Regions from separate parts of the Homo sapiens genome. Here regions 2, 3, 4, 5, 6 and 7 are each linked to region 1. A link is a contact called in ENCODE Hi-C data. All regions are on one chromosome and are shown on one strand. The core of a region is the stretch at or near the end of the contact, and the rest is flanking DNA. Distances in the headings are between cores, read along the strand shown. Region 1 holds the start of ZNF235 (zinc finger protein 235). Region 2 holds the start of ZNF568 (zinc finger protein 568). Region 3 holds the start of ZNF345 (zinc finger protein 345). Region 4 holds the start of ZNF567-DT (ZNF567 divergent transcript). Region 5 holds the start of ZNF461 (zinc finger protein 461). Region 6 holds the start of ZNF260 (zinc finger protein 260). Region 7 holds the start of ZNF146 (zinc finger protein 146).

Region 1 (2,872 bases), core at 140-2,639:
AAAAGAGCACACTGAAGAGACCGGCAGGCCAGCAGGCCATTAACCGGTGGAATAACGCAGTTTGGCCTGGGTAGTCGGAGGAGCGCCCAGGCCGCTGAGAGGCTGACTCCAGGCGAAAACCATCTCCCTTCTGGCTCCCCCTTCTGCTGAGAGCTACTTACAAATCGTTCTCCAAGGTTTCTCCAATCCTTGCACTCTTTCTCCAAGCCTATGTGTGATGCGATTCTTCTGGTACACCAAGGCAAGAACCTCTGGGATACAGAAAGCCCTCTCTTGCTTGCGATAAGTCAGGGGTCTAATTGAGCTAACACAAGCCTCCTACAGATGGCTGAACTAAAAAAGCACCCTATAACACACGCCCACTGGGGCTTCAGGAGCTGTAAACATTCACCCCTAGACACTGCCGTGGGGTTGGAGCCCTACAACCTGCCCGTGTGCATGCTCCCCTAGAGGTTTGAGCGGCTGGGCACGAAGAAGCGAGCCACACCCCATCACATGCCCTGGGAGAGGGAGAAGTGAACTTTTCCCGTTTCATCACAATTTACTTTCGGCACTAACATGATTGTTCAGCTGTCTTCATCAGCAGGCCTTTATTCCAGGAGATTCCTGCCCAAGCAAACTGTTTAATTGTTCATTATGGGAACTTCCACAGAGACCCATCAAATTTTCAATCTCTTCCAAAGAAAGTGTCAATAGATTGCAATTTAAGATTCTTTGCTTCAAAAATCCTTGCTATATCCACCAATCCTGGACTGTAGTATCATGATCATTATGCAATACTAATAAAATCCCTTGCATTGAAAGACCCGCCTTAAACATCCAGTTCTCAATCAGTTCCAACCTTGCCTTGACACTTTGCTCTGTGAAGGTGCCAACGCTCCGTCGAAGTGTTGTTCTCCATTACTGCAATCAACAATAAATTCTGTTTTTTGTCTTATCAACAGGTTGAGTTGATGATATTTGGGGAGCCGGCATTTGACACAAGTTTGAGATCTGGTGTTCCTTAACGTTCAGCGTCCATCGGAGCTCAGCCTAAGTCACTTTTACGCTTCCCATTTTAGCCTACCCTCTGCTTCTGCGAAAAATTTTGGTTTCTAACTTATTTTAATAATACAAGCTGCACTTTTCATTTTTATATGTCATCACTTTAAAAATTTTACAATTATTTTCTCATGAGCTTTTAAAAATGAATAAAACAAAAACGAATCTCACAGTAGTAGCACCAGAGAAGTGGCTCAAACCCAACCGGCTTGAGTCAAAACAAAGCCCAGCTGGTGGGAAGCGCTGCCCTTGGAGCATTCTGGGAACTGTAGTCCAGGAGTGAGAGAACTCTGAGACGCTTCCGCTTAGGAATTCTGGGAAGTGGAGTCCACGAACCGTGGGCACTCGGAGGCACTTCCGCTCCAGGAAGGCGAGGTCGGATCTGAGATATCTCCCAGGGAGGTGAGTCAGCTCCGGGTCTCCAAGACTTCTCCGAGCCCTCTTTGCCTAGGCGTGGGGCCAGCAATGAACCCGTCCTTGGCTTGGGGAAGAGAAGCCGCGGCCAGCGCTGGAGGGCGGGGTTGGGAGGCTGCGGGAGTTTGCGTCCCCTCGGCAGAACCTCTTGCGTGGGAGGCGGGCTCGCGTCGTCCTTCGAGGTTGAGGGTCTGCTGCCCTAGCCGTCCTCACGCACCTACCAGCCAGTCCTGCCTGCTCCTCGCAGTAAAATATTGGGCAAGTTACTTAATCTCTCCTTGTCTCAGTTTCCTCGTGCCTGTAAAGGGTTAGTGCGTTCCCAGTGATGTTCTTGTGAGAATTAAATGAGGTTTTATAGAAATAAGCTTAAAACCAGTGCATAGGAAAATGTTGGATGCCACCGTTAATTCTGTTATAATACTGAAAAAGACGCCTGTTGTTTGGAAACTCCTCTGAGTCTAGGAGATCCAGCTACGGAGCCGCTGTCCCTTCTCTAATCCTTGCCTGATGTGGGGCCGTTCCTGGATTCTTGGACTTTTCTAGCCTCTTGTTTAGGAGACAGGAATTAGTTCCAGCGGAGCCTGGGGAATGTCCTGTGTGTTTTATCTCAGATAAGCGATCGTCATTACGGATTTGCAGAGTGCCAGAGGTGTCCTGAGGCCCTAATAAATGTTCAGTATAATGTGGTTATAACCAATAATCCCGTGTGGTTAACTTAAGTGTAACACCATTTCTTAGAGAGTTTTAGGTTTTTATTAGTCATTGCTTTCATGCATGTGGAAAAAGAGACTTTCTTGAGGCTCCTCCAGCTTAGTAACATTTGCAAGTAATTACATCTGTTGGAGGAAAAAAAAACCTGTGGCAGTTTAACTATCATTACCAACGGAACTAATTATGTTAGACAACCAATCACAGTTACAGACTTTTCTGAGGGTAATGGTAACTCACAGGACAGAGCAATTATTTTTGAGTTCTGGGTTTCTTAAAAGATTCATTTTCTAGAAAGCATACTCAAAAGGGCAGTTTTATGAAGCATAATAGCACTTGCTTGTCAGAAGCTGCAGGAAATAGAGAATACAGGCATTATTATTGTCCCCATTCACAGGTAACTGAATTAAGGCACAGAGAGATTAATAATTCGCTTAAGGTTTATACTGCTGATCAGTTGAAAATAGGTAGAAATGCCAAAATTTGAAGCCAGGCATTTTGGCTCTGTTACATTCCCCTGCCTGTCTGTGTCTCATTTCCTTGGAAACTAAAGTTCAGAAGGAGTACACAGAGAGCTGTATTTGATTTAGGTCTGTTAATATGAAATGTTCATGAACAAAAGCAGCTGGTTGAGGGGGCCGAGGGGTAGCTGGGAGCTAGCTCCCGTTCTCCTCACTAAGCCGTGTGCAACTGTGTCTGCCTAGAGACA
Region 2 (2,917 bases), core at 325-2,824, 7.4 Mb after region 1:
GAATAACACAGAAATTGGTGGATATTTTGGAGTTCAAGTATTTTAAAGTCTTAAGGTTGAGTTTTGTTAAGCATGCATATTAAAAAAGGATAATAGCAGAAACCAACCTAGGGGAGAAAAAGGGATAAGGTGAATTTGCACAATAAAAAAAGATATATGTGCAACTATTATATGTCAATCAAAAATGTTTAAGGCGTAATAGAAAATAAAACATTTTTTATGAGCAATCATGATAAATGCCACTGAACTATACTCACCTATTAAAATAACAGTCAAACAAGATAAACGGATGTAAGCCCAGCAATATGCTCTTTACAAGACACAGATCTGAAACATAAAGACACAAGGGGGTTAGAAAATGAAATTCTTAAGAAATACAATAAAACTTGAAAAGCAATATTATCAGACAAAAGAGAACCCGGACTAAAAGGCATTCACCAGGATAAAGAGGTATGTTTCTTAAGGTGGTAGACTGGAATTTTAGTCCAATTCCTCACACCCTCTAATAGATTATTATTCATACTCTTTGCGAGGTAACTTTGCTCTCCAACTGTGGGCATAATTGATTTTAGGCTTAGCCATGTGACTTGCTCTGGTTGAGGCAATCTCTCTTGCGCTCTGGTGACCCATCAGGAGCAGAGCATGCCCTGGCAACAAATGTCCTTTTGGCCTGAGACCCTGAAAGAACACATGCGGCGCAGATCTTAACTCGTCACGCAGCCTATCCACTCAGCCAAGCCCCACCTAGATCAGCTGAACACAGTCAATGCGCAAGCCTGTGAACAGGAGAGTAAGGACTTGCTGTTGTATGGCATTGAGTTCAGGGGTGGTTTTTAGACATAATTATTATCATGGCAATAGCTAACTAACATACATAAAAGCAGCAAGTCATAAGATAATAATGAACCTGAAAAGTTCGCCAAGGAATAGTGGAAAATTACAAAGGGCCAAGGGCTACTAGGGTAAAAAAGACAGCAAAGAAGACTACAGAGGAGTGGCCAACAAGGAGGGAGGATCAGTAGAAAACAAATAAGTGTTTTTCAAGCCGTTACCAACTGTGCCAAATGCTACAGAAAAGCCAGCTCAAGACAAGAACTACTAGACATATTACAATCACGCACACTTCGCCACGTTCACACTCGCTACAGCCTTAATCATAATCACACACATATCACACATTTCATCATAATCCCGCGCAACCAAATATCACAATCACCCCATCAGATTATTCGTGCCGTCACACTCACACACACAACCACACACCCACACTAACTCCCATCACAGTTTTTTGTCCCATCAACTGCAACCACTCACCATTAGCGTACCCTGAGCACTCCCCACTGCCGCTACTCGGGACACTCTGGGCCTTAGAGGATCCGTGTCCCGTCAACCGCGAGTCCCTTGCTCGCCCCCTGCTGCGGGGACTCGGCAGCGTCACCTGCCGGAAACACCCGAATGTTCATCCCGCGCGCAGTTTCTGAGATGCTGGGTGAAGGCGACCCGCAGATAGGTCTGTGACAGACGCCTAAAGCGCCGAACCATCCCTCCGCGCCAGCGACGTTTCCGAGGACAACACCTCCCAGCAGGCCCCGCGGCCCCACTCAACTTCCGGCCAGAACACATCTGCTTTCCTGTGTGAGGGTGAGGCTTGGGCCGGGTTCCCCGGGAGGCTCATCTCCATTGCGCAGCGCTACGGCGACCCGCAACTCCGAGGCTCGGCTGGATGTTGAGAGTTGAGGGAGCAGCCGTTTCGGGTGGGCCCAGGCGAGGAGCTGACAGGAATCGGCGTGGGTCCCGCTCTGGACTACATTTCCCAGAGGGCCTGGTGGCCTGCCACTTTTCTCGCAGGAATTCGAACGTTTCGTCACTCCTGGCGGGACCCTTAGATCTGGGAGGTGAGATATTTTGGTCCCCAGGAGAACTGGCTCAGGTCTGCAAGTTCCCATCCGGGATGACTGGAAAGGGCTTAGGTGAGGATACCGAAGACCGATGGGGAGCTGGCGCCTTGGGCCCCTGCGGGCGGAGCGGCCTGAAAGGTGGAGGTTGTGTTTGGGAGGCCGAGGCAGGAGGATCACGAGGTCAAGAGATCGAGACCATCCTGGCCAACATGGTGAAACCCCATCTCTACTAAAAATACAAAAATTAGCTAGGCATGGTGGCGCGCGCCTGTAATCCCAGCTACTCGCAGGCTGAGGCAGGAGAATCACTTGAACCCGGGAGGCGGAGGTTGCAGTGAGCCGAGATCGCACCACTGCACTCCAGCCTGGCGACAGGGCAAGACTCTGTCCCCACCCCACCCCACCCCCCCAAAAAAAGAGGGGAGGTTGTGAAATTGTCTGGGAGATAATAACACTGCGGCTTATGTGCGGATATGGGATACCTGTCACTGTGGGGGTTGTGGCTGTGTGTTCCCGTGGTGATGTGTGATTGTGACTCTGCGACAGTGTGGGGTGCCTACGATTGTGCAGCTGTAATTGTGTGTTTCCTATGGTGTGTATGTGATTGTAACTGTGTTGCCGTGTGTGGCTCCTTGTGGGCAGGTGAGACGTGCATGTCGCCTTAAGTGTGACTGTCCCTAAATGTATGTGGCATTCTGTGTATGAGTATGGGGTCCTGTCAACTATGCGATTGTGACTCCAGAACTCTGTCTCTAGGAAACCTCTCTGAGGTCTGGTCAGATTCCAACCCTGGACAGCAGTGAACACAACCTTTCCCCTGAGCCACTGGAATTGGACAGAATGCCCCATTCTCCTCTGATCTCCATTCCTCATGTGTGGTGGGTAATGGGGCTGGGGAAGAACTCTTACTTGACTAATCTGGGTACCAAGAAAAACCTGGTGTCTCACAGTTACTCTTCCCTCTCCCAATTTTACCTTTCTCCAGGTGTCACCCAGAAGAGGAGGAAAGAATGCATGAT
Region 3 (2,783 bases), core at 33-2,532, 7.5 Mb after region 1:
ATTCTGTCTCAAAAAAAAAAAAAAAAAAAGAAAGAAAGAAAAAAAAAAGAAAAAGAAAAATTAAAACCATCTGACAAATCAGTAAGGGAAAATCAGGTGTGGGAGGTGGGGTTTGAAGACACCACATTTTCTCAAAATGGAAACTCCAGGGATCAGGTCATCTCATAGGCAAGAATTTTCAAGAGAAGGAAAGCAACTATGTCCTGACAAAGAAAAAGGGATTTTTCTTAAACAAGAGGACAGGACAAGCTACCTTGCAGGTGCCTTGTGGATGTTCAACAGCCATTCTTTACTCCTGTTCGGAGGCCTCTATCCAAGCAGGGCAGGGCTGAGGAAGGAGAAAGCAGTCAGGAAACATCAGGTTCTTCTGAGAGGGAGTTGGTTTGACTATGTCAGAAGTTATCTTTGCTCAGCCCCTACTGCCCATCACCTACAGAGGAAGGTCAGAGAAGTCTAGGGCATCCTGCTTAATCCGGGCATCACAGACAACGGTAGGGTCAATGCCGTTCTGGGCAGAACCTGTCCCTGAGCTCACAGGGGTCTCCAATGGCTGAAGTCACAAAGACAAAGACTCCCCATACCTACATTGGCTATACGGACACATAGTCACACAAACTCACTCACACCGCAGGGACATAAACGTCACAGGCACCCCAAACCTAAACACAACACACAATCACACACTCATACACACCACGGGGGTAGACACGGACACAACCACAGAGTCCGTGGGCATCTCTCAAATTCCCAGTGACATACACCTTGGGGTCACAATGACAACAAATTCACACGCACCCTCCATCAACAATATCACCAACGCGCGCGCACACACACACACGGAAGCAGCCACAAACCTCAAAATTAAGGCATACTACACACAGTTCGGCAAATGGTAGTAAACACACACACACACACCCCAAGGGGACATACAGTCACAACCGCGGTCCAGGAACCTCACACTCGCAAACACAGTGCCCAACCCGGTCACAATTAAACTCTACTCACACCCGCACAAACATAAACAAAAAGTCCTCCTCCCCGCCCTCACAGTTCCATACACGGTCGCACAGACACACGCCCCCAGTCACAACCGTACACACTCCTCACAATCGCTCCTTAGCCTGTTCCCCACGCAGCCCACACAGGTCGGGAGTTCCTGTCGCGCCAGGCTCCGAGCCGCCTCACTTACGCCTGTTCGGATAGGGTCAGCTCCGTTCTACTAGAATCCACACAAGTCGACCCTAGCTATCTCACAAAGCCCCAAGGCCGCTTGCCCAAATCCGCGGGAAGATCCCGCCCACTCCTCAAGAGACAATCTAGTTATCGCGGGAGAGTGCCCTGGGCCTAGAGGCTTCTGGGAAGTGTAGTCCAGAAAGCGACAGGTTGCCGAAAGCTACAGCCCAGCCATCCCGATTCCCCTGGCGCGGACTCTGGCACCAACAAAACTATCTCTTTGAGGTGAGCTGCCCATCGGAGCCTTCCGGGAGTCTCACCTGACAAGGAGTCCCTAGACCAAGCTTTAGTCAGGCTCCTCTGAGCCCTTTTTGCTTGGCCAGGCCTCCTCCATAGCCTGCGAACAGCACTTCAGCAAGAATCCAGCTAAGCCAGTTTAGTAACAATCCCCCCACTCTTGATACTTAACTTCCTCTTAGTAATTTAGCATCCTTTAACTCCTTCACCCAGCCCGTTAGCTATAAATCTCCAGCTGCTGTTGTATTGGAAGTTGACTATTGCAATAGTCTTTAACCAAGTCCTTCTTGCCTGTTTAAGTCCTCTGGGGCAAGCTTTCTTTCACCCCGCCCAGCCTCAGAGGGCGGCTCCCGGGCTTCCGCCCCTCCTCGGGAGACATACTGGACCGCAGGGTCTCCTGGGAAACGTAGTCCAAGCCTCGCCGGGGATAGATGGGCCCAACTAAAGTGTGCTGCGTTCTCTGGGTCCTGAGGCGGCAGTCTGGCCGCAGTGACCAGACTAACTGTGCCCCGGAGGCTGCTTGGAATTCCACTTAACGCTGGAAGCACGCAGACGCTCTTGAGGCGGGCAGCTGCGTAGCGTGTGGAGGAGCCGGGAGAGCGCACCCCAATGTGGCACCTGAGCGTCTGGGACCGAACCAGCATGGGGAGTCGGAAGGGGACAAATCCGCGATCCCAGTCATGCATGTGAGACTGGGCAAAGGAAGGCTCGAGTGTGTGTGAGACCGCGGTGGGCCTGCTTGTGCTGGTGGGATGAGGGGTGTCTGGGTAGTTGAGTGAAAGAAACCGCGTGCGGGTCAGATTGGTGTGTGTGTGAGAGAAGTGAGGTCAAGATGTGTGCAGCTTTGGGCGTGGGGAGGTCATATTGAGTGTGTGGAGGTGGGGGGGGCAAGATCGTGTATGGATCTGTGTATGAGTGTGTGTAATCACCTGAATGTGGGTCACTGCGTGGGTAGCTGATACTATGACTGTGGAGGAATCTGAACCTCCAAGTCTCATTTTCTCTTTAAATTGTGATAACAAGGTTGTATCTTCCTGGTGCAGCAGTTTTAAAGGGGGGAAGCTCCATTACTGATATAATAAAATAGCATTTTTTATGTAAACATTTAACATTCAGACATTTCTTCTGAACTAGAGTACAAAATCAGTTATGAGTACTCCAAGTAGTTTAAAAAAGAAACCCGTCATAATAGATGCATATGGGGAAGATAAATAGTGAAAGGGGAACTTCCTTTTCACTATACTCTTGTTAAATTTTTAAAATCAATGTGAGGACTCATTTGAAAACAAATATAAAATTAAAAAACTGACAGA
Region 4 (2,700 bases), core at 165-2,664, 7.6 Mb after region 1:
TGCTGGGATTGCAGGCGTGAGCCACCGCGCATGGGCCCAATCTTTTTTTTTTTTTTGAGACGGAGTCTTGCTCTGCCACCCAGGCTGGATTGCAGTGGCACGATCTCGGCTCACTGCAAGCTCCGCCTCCCGGGTTCACGCCATTCTCCTGACTCAGCCTCCCAAGTAGCTGGGACTACAGGCGCCCGCCACCACGCCCGGTTAATTTTTTGTATTTTTAGTAGAGACGGGGTTTCACCATGTTAACCAGGATGTTCTCGATCTCCTGACGTCGTGATCGGCCCGCCTCAGCCTTCCAAAGTGCTGGGATTACAGGCGTGAGCCACCGCGCCCGGCCCGCATGGGCCCAATCTTACCCTCTGAAAATTATTTTGCCTCTTCCTCTCCATTAAAAAAAAAAAATCACTACTTATTTTACTTGTCTAATTACCAGAGTCAAATTCTACAGGCATATATAAAATGCCCAATACTCATAAATCAATCTAAACAATGCATACTTTAGTCAACACTCGGTTTCTCAAGCACTCCACCTAAGTCACACAGTGTGCCACATTCACAGTCATCATAGGTCGTGTACACCAAATACTTTTAAAATTAGGCATATTCATAGCTGTATCACCCACTACATAGTCATAATCCCATAGGCCCCCACGTCGTGCACAATTTCACAGAACTTCTACAAAAAGTAACAACCTTTCACTCACAATGCCCTCACTGTCGCCTCTCCAGAGTCGGACACAGGCTCAAACACAAATCGACTCGCATCTAATTTAAATTAAAACTTAAGACACGCAGGGACCCTATCACTTTCATAAACAACCGGTTCCACAACGTCACACAGAATAACACATTCCCCTACCACAACACACAGGACAGGTACGAAAAGCCACACACACACACACGGAGCGCCTGTTGTGTGCCAGGCCGTGCTCCAGGAGCCAGGGGACGAAAATCAGACGAAATTCCTGCCACTGGGGAGCTCACCCCCCGCCTCGGGCAACCGGTTCCCTTCTTCAGGTGCTCCCGGGCCCGCGCTCTGGTTCCTGCTTCCCTCCCAGCCTTCTCTGAGGCCCGGACTCGCACTTTCCTCCAGCCAACTCCTCGTCCCAGGTTGCTCCTCTTCCCTTCTTGCTTTCCCCAGCCCAGGCTCCCGCCTCCCTCCTCAGCCTTCCTTACGGGTCACACCGTCACCCGCCTTCTCCGCGCCCGCGGGACCCACCAGCCTCACCTTCGGTTGCCGGCCGGGCGTCTGCGCATGCGCACTCCCACGCGGACGATGCCTCCCAGGTGTCTCCGCGGCGCGTTCCTGCTGTCCACCGGCTACGCGCGCCTTCTCCACATCCGGGCGTTTCCGGCCTTGGACTACATTTCCCACAGGCGCCCGGGCGGTTTTCGAACTTTGATCTCTGGTTCCCCTTCCAAATTCTCATAGTGCGTGGCTGGGATGAGGGCGGCGCTCACGGTGAGGAAGCCCCGAGCTCCCGGGACGCAGACAGGGTGTGCAGGGCCGTAGCTCGGGCCTGTGTATGCACCTGTGCGTGTGTGTTTGATGCCAGGACAAGGCGGCGGTGTGCGCGGCGAGGAGGCTGCGACAGGTGCGTGATTGTGTTCCTGTCCCTGCTCGGATGCGGGACCTTTGGGTGGCCGTGGTCGGCTGTCGGGTGTGTGACACTGTAGGGTTTGAGACCTTCCATCATGACAGTGCTGCTGTGGCCGTGTGATGGAAGAGCCTTTTAGGTCTGTGGTGTTGTGTGTGTAACGGGTAAAGCTTCATTTCTGCAGTGCTGTGTTTAATGTTGGGACTGAGGGGTCTGTCGAAGATCTCCCCAATGTGCCTGTGAGGACTATGATCCATGCCTATGTTAAGCAGAGTCATCTTGCAATGAAGCATGGCCCGCGTTGTCTTCTCAGGGCACACCTGTCCCCAGTTCTCAGCCTGGTGTTTGACACAGGGGATCCTGGCGGAGTGCCCACCTAAGCGGCAGTTTTAGACTCGATTGTTTCTTGGGCTCTGCATCTCTGAGTTCCCAGCTTCCTTTTTTCTCCCGCTTTATAGCTGTATAGACCCCAGCTGCAGTGAAATGGCCATCAAAAAGGGAAGGGATAATCGAGTGGTGGAATAAAATCTGCAAACAGAAAAAGGACAGACCTGTTTTCGGAACGAGGCTTTTCGAGTTGTAAGTGTCCCTTAAGCAGAGTTCTGGGAAGACGTCGTGGGGAGAACCTAGGAGTAGGATTCCTTCCTCAGAGGCTCTCCCTTGGGAACTCTCAGAGGTCAGGTTCCATGTGATCCACATCATTCCCAGAGCTGTCTCCGCAGGAGACTTAACGTGAATTTTGAGAAAGTCCCCAGTCCTGGATATCAGTGACCCTGGCCTTTCCCTTGAATACTAAGAAGGGTTAGCAGTACTCCCATCTCCCTTTTACTTCCATCTGAGTATGTTTATGGTAGATGATGAGAGCTCGTGTGGTGGCAATAATTTTTTCCAATTTAGCCAATCTGGGTTCCAAGAAAGGTCTGATGTCTCATGATTCCTTACCCCTTCTCCCTTGCCTTGAGGTTCTCTAAGAGCCCTGAGGAAAGGGAACCATTGCTGAGCATATCTGAAAACCAAGGTCAAGGAAGTTTTGTTGTATTTTCTATTTTTGTTCTCTTTGATTTTGTTTTTCAGCAAGGGAGTATTTTTTCTCCTCCTGAAA
Region 5 (2,700 bases), core at 28-2,527, 7.6 Mb after region 1:
AATAAAATAAATCGTTTTGGCCTGACCCGGTGGCTCACGCCTGCTATCCCAGCACTTTGGGAGGTGGATGCGGGAGGAGCTGAGGAGGTGGAGACTGCAGTGAGCTAGGATCGCGCCACCGCAGTCAGCCTGGGCAACAGGGCATGAAGACCCTGTCTCAAAAAGAGGCCGGGCGCGGTGGCTCACGCCTGTAATCCAGCACTTTGGGAGGCCGAGGCGGGCGAATCACGAGGTCAGGAGATCGAGACCATCCTGGCTAACACGATGAAACCCCGTCTCTACTAAAAATACAAAAAATTAGCCGGGCGAGGTGGCGGGCGCCTGTAGTCCCAGCTACTCGGGAGGCTGAGGCAGGAGAATGGCGTGAACCCGGGAGGCGGAGCTTGCAGTGAGCCGAGATTGCGCCACTGCACTCCAGCCTGGGCGACAGCGAGACTCCGTCTCAAAAAAAAAAAAAGAAAAAAAAAAAGTTGAGTGAAATATATGACGTACAGTTTTTTGTTGTTGTTGTTGTTTGTTTTTTCTTGCCCGGGCAACAGGGCAAGAAGACTCTGTCTCTAAATAAATAAATAAATGGAGTCAAATATATGACATACAGTTTTGTTTGTTTGTTTGAGAAGGAGTTGCTCTGTCGCCCAGGCTGGAGTGCAATGGCGCGACCTCGGCTCACCGCAACCTCTGCCTCCCGGGTTCAAGCGATTCTCCTGCCTCAGCCTCCCGAGTAGCTGGGATTACAGGCATGCGCCATCACGCCCGGCTAATTTTGTATTTTTAGTAGAGACGGGGTTTCTCCATGTTGGTCAGGCTGGTCTCGGTGATCCGCCCGCCTTGGCGTGAGCCACCGCGCCCGGCCAAAAAAAAAATTTTTTTTTAAATCGTTTCACATACAAATCTCACGCGCTACACCCTCACCGTCAGTTCATATCCACCTTCTCCTCCGGAGTCACCTTCGGACACGCGCACAACAAAACACCTTTCTCACCACAACTCCACAAAGGGAAGCCGGGTTAGTCCGCGCCCGCCGAAAATTATCTTCAGCCACAGCCCGCGGAGGCCGCCTTGAGGGGTTCGGGGCAGCCACTGTGCCTATTCCGAAATCCGTCCTCAGCGGAACCCGAAGTCCAGAATCCGAAAACGAACATTAACAGGTTGGCGTCACTCCAGCCTCGGGTGAAACTGCGCAAGTGCATCCCGGAGCCCGGCGGAACACACCCGCTCCACCCCAGGCGCTCTCCCCTCGGACTGCATTTCCCAGAGGACACTGCTGTCCACAGCTACTTCCGGTAGGAGCCTCGCAGGAATGGTCTCCGGGTAGAGGCAGGTAAGGATGTCCCGGGCCGGTGGAGAAGGAAGAGCTGGGCGTGTGGCTTCGCTTGGAATCCGAATCAGAGCTTGGACCAGAGCCTTCCCTGAGAATGCTGAAGGTAAGAAATCCTGGCTCACCAGTGCCGCGGAAGGGAATGTCTATAGTTTTAGGCCTCTGAGTGCGGGATCAGCCCTTAGGTGGGTGTGTTTTGAATGCGTGAGGAAGTAGGGTTTCTCTTTGGGCTGTGTGTTACTGTTGGGACAGCGACCTGGTGCGTGGGTGTGCTTTAGTGACAGTGTGATTGTGTGCCTGATCATTTGTGTAAATGGGGTTTGTAGGTGACTGTGACCATGATTGTGAATGGCTATTTGTGTAAATCTCATTTATTTACGTGAAAGAAAAAGCACATTTACAGGCCGGGAGCGGTGGCTCACCCCTGTAATCCCAGCATTTTGGGAGCCCGAAGCGGGTGGATGCCCTGATGTCGGGAGTTCGATACCAGCCTGGCCAACGTGGAGAAACCCCACCTCTACTAAAAATACAAAATTAGCCGGGTATGGTGGTGCATGTCTGTAATTCCAGCTCCTTGGGAGGCTGAGGCAGGAGAATCGCTTGAACCCGGGAGGCGGAGGTTGCTGTGAGCCGAGATCGCGCCATTGCACTCCAACCTGGGCAACAAGAGTGAAACGAAACTGTCTCAAAAAAAAAAAAACAAAAAAACATTCACGTTATCCTCAGGCTCACACGATCAGGCAGAGAGCTTCCACTCCTCTCAGTCAACTCTGGTCTCTCACACACAGACACACGCACATTCACCTCACCCCGCTCCTGTGCACACATCTAAGGCTCAGGACGCCCCACTCCAGAGATCTGTCATTCATCCATCTCTCATCCTTTCCTGACTACTTGAGGAGTTAGCTGTAGATTTACACACACAACACAAGCGAAAATCACATTGCTACCCCGCATTTATCATTACAGCCTCAGAAAAACACCACATATGTAGTATGCTTATGTACCTATGTGTTTGATTTTTTTTTTCTGAGATTTGGCCACAATACACATTGTTCTGCAACTTCCTTTTTTTTTTTTTTTTTTTGAGACGAAGTTTCTCTCTTTCACCGTGGCTGGAGTGCGGTGGCGCGATCTCGGCTCACTGCAACCTCCGCCTTCGGGTTTTAAGCAGTTCTCCTGCCTCAGCCTCACGAGTAGCTGGGATTACAGGCATCCGCCACCACACCCAGCTAATTTTTGTATTTTTAGTAGAGACGGGATTTCACCATGTTGGCCAGGCTGGTCTTGAGCCCCTGACCTCGTGATCCGCCCGCATCTGCCTCCCAAAGTGTTGGGATTACAGGCGTGAGCCACCGCGCCCGGCCTCTGCAACTTCTTAC
Region 6 (2,873 bases), core at 262-2,761, 7.8 Mb after region 1:
GGTGGCCGGCACCTGTAATCCTAGCTACTCGGTAGGCTGAGGAAGGAGAATCGCTTGAACCTGGGAGGCGGAGGTTGCAGTGAGCCGAGATCGCGCCACTGCACACCAGCCCGGGCGACAGTGCGAGACTCCATCTCAAAAAAAAAAAAAATCAGGTCCTGGAAAAATAAAGCATTTCAGGAACAAAGAGAAAACTTCAAGGCACCTTAAACATGGCTTTTAGATATCACAACCGTTATTTCCTCTCCTCTGGGGAACCTCTCTTGGAGGACAGAAATGAGAAGGGAGACAATACACCTCCCCTAGGGCCCAAATGACAAGGCCAGAGCTTACTCTGCGTTCCCCTCCCCCGCCATGGGAGGGCTATCAGAGGAAACTGGGGCTTCCAACTCAAAACTCAGTGTCATAGAAAAATCCCCTTTACTATCACGGGGCCGAGCTGTCTTCTGCTCTCACATATGACTATGTGTGACATTTGGTCAAAGACACACAAACACAGTCTCAACTCCACGCACACCCAATGCTTCACAGTCACACACCCACCACTGTACACAAAGTCACAAGCACCCACCCTCCATACTCCCACACAAGGACACAGAGTCACAACTACATAAGTACAAAGCTCCCTATATCTGCACACAAACGAACATATGGTCACAGAGTTACAATCACACACCCACCGCGGGCACACAGTCACAGCTAACCCACACCCTCACACAGCGTTACACAGTCACACAATAACAGTCCTAACACAGGGACTCACGGGACACCCGCAGAGTCCTCCCCACATCCGTACACAAGGTGTCACACACAATCACAATCACACACACACTGTGCTAGGACATACATTCACAAAAACACAATTTCACAACCGCCCTTCTCGGCGCGTTCCGCCTGAACAGACTTAATACTCAGTCTCAACCTCCGCACCGGATTCCAGACGCTTCACCTCCAACCTCCTCCTGATCCTGTAGTCTCCGAGCCGACCCGCTCAGAGGCCAGCACCTGGGTCGCGTGCAGCTCTCCCCCGAGCCGCGGGAGTCGCGAGGGGAGGGGCCGAGGGCGCGGCGCCTTCTGGGAAATGTAGTTCAGCGCCACGCCCGCGATGAGCAAGATGGCGCCCGGCTTGAGCCCAGCCAAAGGGATTACCCTCATTCCCGAACCGTGTCTGAGAGTCTCCTGGGGTTCCTGGCTTAGTATCGCACCGTGGCTGTTACATAAAGTCAGCACAGCGTGTTTAAGCTGATGTTACACCACTACCCAATCCCAGGGATAGAGTAAACTAAGACTAAGGCCTTACACCCCTGCCCCGGCCAGGGAGACAGTCCCACAAGCTCTGGCGGAGGAAAAGTTCGCGCGAAAAGCTGACTCAAACCGCTGAACCTTCTGGGAAATGTAGTCTACCCTCAAAAGAGTGGCACGGAGGACGGGCCAAGATCTCTCGATTCCGTCCGGTTCTGAGTCGGGGCCTGGCCCAGCCCAGGAGACCTCTGGGAGCGCTGCCCGCGGAAGGAGTGCGCAGGCGCGGAATCTCCGACTTGCCATGGTCGTCTTTGTCTGCCGGTGAGTTGGGTTTCGGCCCTGTGGGACTTGGGTTTCTGGACACTGAAACGGGCCAGGGACGCTGGAGGGGAGGATTTGCAGTGCCTGCGACGGGGCTGGGAGTATGGAGGGGAGGAATCGCCTTCTATGATGTGCGGTGATCCGAGCTTGTGTGGCTGGGGGCAGGGGTACAGTTCGGGTGGGTTCGCGGGTGGGTGACCGAGAGTGTGAGGGGGTGTTGAGGGTGCAGAGTTAGTGAGAAACTGGTTCCAAGTTTGTGAGGATGGACGGATGGCTTTGTGAGGTAGTAACCTCTAAGCCTCACTTTTCTCATTTCTAAAATAATAAAGATGCGTTTTCTGGAAAATAGGAAACGGAAAAGGCTAAGGAATTGAGCGGATAAGTAATTTTAAAGGTGATTTTTTATATAAAAGCAGACCTATTGTGGAGTAGAAAACAAAATCAGCATTACCTTTCCATTATTTTTTTAAAGAGGCAAGATTTCGGAAAAACTTGTTACTGGGTGCCTGTACACCCAGTAGGCATTGACTTTTCTTAATACTTTGGAGAAACTTTGGTGCAGTTGCTTGGAGAAACCCTGAACTAAGGAATATCTTTAAGAGGTAGTTTCCAATAGCGCAGACGGCACAGAATTTGGAAGCTACTTGTCCTGCCTTTAGCGCAGAGGTCAAGAAACTCCCTAGTTCGTCAGTGAGGGCAGCAATCTCACTCCTAATTTAATCAGGGTTTCCCCAGCCTTTTGTAAATATAGGGGAAATTCTTTTCTTGTGTATACAAAGATAGAAGTATCCTATCTTCAAGTATCTTGTCACACTTATTCTTAACATATCAACATATTCAAGTATCTTGTCACACTTATTCTTAACATATTTTTCAATAAAATAAAAAAGTAACAGGGTTAATAGTTTTGAAATATACAGAAAAAGTAAAAGATACAAAGAAGACAGGACTTAGTTTCTGCTTTTCCCCTAACTATTGGTGTTTCTAAGTTTCTGGCCTTGATCATCTAAGTACTCCTATCAGCAACAACATTACACTGCCATCCATGGCTTCATCTAATACAGATGACTAATAAATGTCTGTTTCTGCTGGAGGCTTGTCCTGAGCTCCTAATCCATATTATCTAATTGCCCAATGTGCAGTCCACCTGGAAGTTACAGGGAACTTCAAGCTCTTTATGTCTAAAGGGCTCCTTCTTCCTGCAGTCTGCCTCCATCTATTTCCCCTCTGTACCTGTTTCAGCAATTTATAGCACTGTCTAGCCAGGTTCTAAGGCACTTACATCTTAGAGAAGGCTTCTAAGTAAGTTT
Region 7 (2,700 bases), core at 166-2,665, 8.1 Mb after region 1:
ACGCCCGGCTAATTTTTGTATTTTTTTATTTTATTTTTTTTTAGTAGAGACAGGGTTTCACCATGTTGGCCAGGCTCCTCTCGAACTCCTGATCTCAGGTAATCCACCCATCTCGGCCTCCCAAAGTGCTAGGATTACAGGCATGAGCCACCGCACCCGACCAAGATCACAGTAAATTAATACATTCACTTAAGTTTGCGCACACTTCTTAATGTCACATGGTATATTTATTTGTTCACATTTGTTATGCCCCTTAGTAGTATTTTAAAGTTCTTTCCTAATAGTTCTGAACCTTTAAGTTTCTTCCACAATACTTTATCTTTTTACTGCTATTGTAAATATTAGTTTTCTTCAACTATGTATTCTAACTGATATTTGTAAATTAGAAGGCTATTTATTTATAGATATTAACTTGGTACCCAATTACTTTATTTAACTTTTTGTAATTTAAAACTATGTCAATGACGACAGCGGGGGCGGGGTGATTTCCTTAGAAAACGCATCTTTGGAGACGTCAGTAGCATTCTCCATTACTTCACAAAATCCATACAACCTGAGAACGCCTCGACTCATTAAGGAATTAAGACACCTAGGATTTAGTCCAGACTCATAGATAAACACTGCAACAATTAAGCTTTCTTCAAAAAATGAGGATAACTGTGCCTAACCTAAAACCGTTGACTCCCTCATCCTGGGCGCCGTTATATGGGATTGCTTCTCAAAGCGTACAATGCTGTTTAGTCTAGGGCTTTGCTTAACAGCCCTATTTAAGTACCCCAAAGATGGGGATTTGAATAGTCTGAAGTAGGCACCCCGAAACTAAAGTTCCTTCGAAACACTCTCGTTTAATTAAAAAAAAAAGTCACGGTGATTTGCATGCCACTCCAATTAAAAAGAAATGCTTTTATATAAAAACTCGTTTTAAAATTATTCACCACTTAGCTTTTCCACCCCTTCAATTTTCAAGTAAAAAAGACGCTCCAGGAAGATGGCACCGTTATAATTATCAGCACTTTCGACAAGGGAAGTGCAGCTCAAACGTTATACCTCAATGCTGGTCTCCTACATCTCCCTCTTAGGCACAATCACACACAATCCCGCACCCAGTTTCACATTCACTCAACAATCCCAAACATCAGGTCAAACTTTGAGGACAAACTCGGTCACACTCGCTCAAACCCGCCTCAGAGGCCCCCATCTCCGCCCCGCACGTAGGCCAGAAGCTCTTACACCCACTCCCTGCCCTCGCGCCGCGCCCCTAAAGATCAGGAATCCTCCCCTTTAACCTCCCCGGTCCGACCGACCCGAGACGCCCAGATCCCACCTCCTACTTTCGCGCCACGTGGACCCAGGGGCCGTACTGACCCGCGGACAAAGACCAAAATGTCCACTCGGTGCGCTGCGCTTGCGCACTCGGAGAGCGAGGAAGCACTCCCAGAAGTCTCCGCGACGCGGCCCGCCTCGGTCACCGCGGCCAGGCCCAGGCTGGTACTGAATTACCTTCTATTACCAGCAACGTCGCTTCTCAGGCCTTGGACTACATTTCCCTTGAGGCTTTACTGGTCGACTCTCTGTCTCCTCCCCTCCCCCCGCGAACTTGGCCGCCTCCTTCTGTGACGATGGAGCTCTTGAGGTAAGTAGTCCTTTAGCGTCAGATGACTTCAAGCTTGCTGGAAGGTCTGGAGTGGCGACGCCCTCTCCGAAGACTCGTGGGCGCAAAAATGTCAAAACGAGCCAGGCCCCGACTCAGAGATAAGAGAACGCCATTCTGTCCGTGGCCGATCTAGCTCTGGACTACAATTCCCAGAGCCCACAGCGGCCTGACGTTACGTCGTTCTTGACGTCGTGGCGAGCTAGTTAGCTCCGCAAGGACCCGGACGCGACCAGGGGAGGCAGAAGGTGAGGGGTCTGGGAGTCCTGGGCGGGGCCGGGGCGTGTCCGGAGCCTCGAATCTGTGCGCGCAGGCGGGAGCTGGCTGCGGATGCGCCGTTCTGAATGTGTCTTTGTGGCTGTGTGGCTGGGTGTGGGTGTCTGCAACTGTGCACGTGTAACCGCCTGTCTCCAGGGTGTCTGGTGGTTTTTGTGTAACCATGTGTGATAGAGAGTATCGGGGTGCAGGGTCCTTGTGACCGGGGGTGATACTGCGTGTGTCCCCGTTGTATATGTGGCCTGTTCGCCCTGTTCCTGGGGTGTGAGTACAGTTGTGACTGTGTGACCACTGCGGGTGTGCGGTTGTGATTCATGTCTCCAAGGTGTGTGCGTGGTTTTGGTTGTGTGACACTGTGGCCGTGTGCAATTGCCTGTGCCTGTGACTGTGTGGTGACGCCGCTTGTGTATTCCTGTATCCCTTGGTGTGTGTGTTTGTGTGTATGTGTGTGGTGCTGTGTATGCGGGAGTGGGGTGCCACTGCTTGTGTGGGTTGCTTGTGTGAGTGTGACTGTGTGTATGTCCACAGTGAAAGTTCAGTTGTGACTGGGTGCCGTAAAGTACCAGTGATGGCGTGTGTCCCCTGAGTGGGTGTGTGACTGTGACTATATGAGGCATTTGTGGGTGTTGGTGTGTGGGGCTTGTGACTATACGGGAGTAACTGTATCACAGTGGAGAGTAGATTGTGTGACTGGGTGTGTCTTAGCGGGTGTGTGATTGTGACTGGAAAGATATTGTGACTGGAAAGGTATAGAGGTGTCTGTGATTGTGTCC

The links. A loop is a pair of places that touch in the nucleus more often than their neighbours do. Pooled maps may share reads with other maps.
Region 2: a pooled map shows a loop between it and region 1 (17-fold over the local background). The contact joins the promoter of ZNF568 here to the promoter of ZNF235 in region 1. A Hi-C loop is called at or near these places in 5 of 50 pooled maps.
Region 3: a loop to region 1 is called in a pooled map, with 7 times the contacts of the local background. The contact joins the promoter of ZNF345 here to the promoter of ZNF235 in region 1. A Hi-C loop is called at or near these places in 2 of 50 pooled maps.
Region 4: a loop to region 1 is called in a pooled map, with 15 times the contacts of the local background. The contact joins the promoter of ZNF567-DT here to the promoter of ZNF235 in region 1. A Hi-C loop is called at or near these places in 5 of 50 pooled maps.
Region 5: a pooled map shows a loop between it and region 1 (21-fold over the local background). The contact joins the promoter of ZNF461 here to the promoter of ZNF235 in region 1. A Hi-C loop is called at or near these places in 5 of 50 pooled maps.
Region 6: a pooled map shows a loop between it and region 1 (13-fold over the local background). The contact joins the promoter of ZNF260 here to the promoter of ZNF235 in region 1. A Hi-C loop is called at or near these places in 5 of 50 pooled maps.
Region 7: a pooled map shows a loop between it and region 1 (10-fold over the local background). The contact joins the promoter of ZNF146 here to the promoter of ZNF235 in region 1. A Hi-C loop is called at or near these places in 4 of 50 pooled maps.

What each region holds. Positions count from the first base shown.
Region 1 is chr19:44,303,542-44,306,413 of GRCh38, reverse strand. ZNF235 (zinc finger protein 235) reads left to right here and starts at 1,389. Exons shown (of 5, transcript NM_004234.4): 1 at 1,389-1,443. RefSeq lists enhancers at 1-476, 1,053-1,606.
Region 2 is chr19:36,914,989-36,917,905 of GRCh38, reverse strand. It overlaps ZNF568 (zinc finger protein 568), which reads right to left and starts at 1,574. Exons shown (of 7, transcript NM_198539.4): 1 at 1,315-1,574; 2 at 258-327. It overlaps ZNF829 (zinc finger protein 829), which reads left to right and starts at 1,615. Exons shown (of 6, transcript NM_001037232.4): 1 at 1,615-1,895; 2 at 2,655-2,776; 3 at 2,884-2,917. The coding sequence starts at 2,739. RefSeq lists enhancers at 1,490-1,869, 1,930-1,979.
Region 3 is chr19:36,849,375-36,852,157 of GRCh38, reverse strand. ZNF345 (zinc finger protein 345) reads right to left here and starts at 1,282. Exons shown (of 3, transcript NM_001242472.2): 1 at 1,190-1,282; 2 at 254-328. It also overlaps a transcript of ZNF790 not described here. RefSeq lists an enhancer at 1,520-1,759.
Region 4 is chr19:36,686,163-36,688,862 of GRCh38, reverse strand. It overlaps ZNF567-DT (ZNF567 divergent transcript), which reads left to right and starts at 1,414. Exons shown (of 4, transcript NR_110708.1): 1 at 1,414-1,595; 2 at 2,057-2,177. ZNF567 (zinc finger protein 567) reads right to left here and starts at 1,251. Exons shown (of 6, transcript NM_001322917.1): 1 at 1,229-1,251. RefSeq lists enhancers at 195-834, 1,395-1,444 and a silencer at 1,135-1,194.
Region 5 is chr19:36,665,414-36,668,113 of GRCh38, reverse strand. ZNF461 (zinc finger protein 461) reads left to right here and starts at 1,277. Exons shown (of 6, transcript NM_153257.5): 1 at 1,277-1,424. It also overlaps a transcript of ZNF567 not described here. RefSeq lists an enhancer at 971-1,100.
Region 6 is chr19:36,526,909-36,529,781 of GRCh38, reverse strand. ZNF260 (zinc finger protein 260) reads left to right here and starts at 1,511. Exons shown (of 3, transcript NM_001166037.2): 1 at 1,511-1,563. RefSeq lists enhancers at 784-983, 795-1,503, 1,134-1,763, 1,504-2,214.
Region 7 is chr19:36,213,821-36,216,520 of GRCh38, reverse strand. It overlaps ZNF146 (zinc finger protein 146), which reads right to left and starts at 1,415. Exons shown (of 4, transcript NM_007145.3): 1 at 1,325-1,415. It overlaps ZNF565 (zinc finger protein 565), which reads left to right and starts at 1,856. Exons shown (of 5, transcript NM_152477.5): 1 at 1,856-1,899. RefSeq lists enhancers at 1,172-1,361, 1,472-1,901.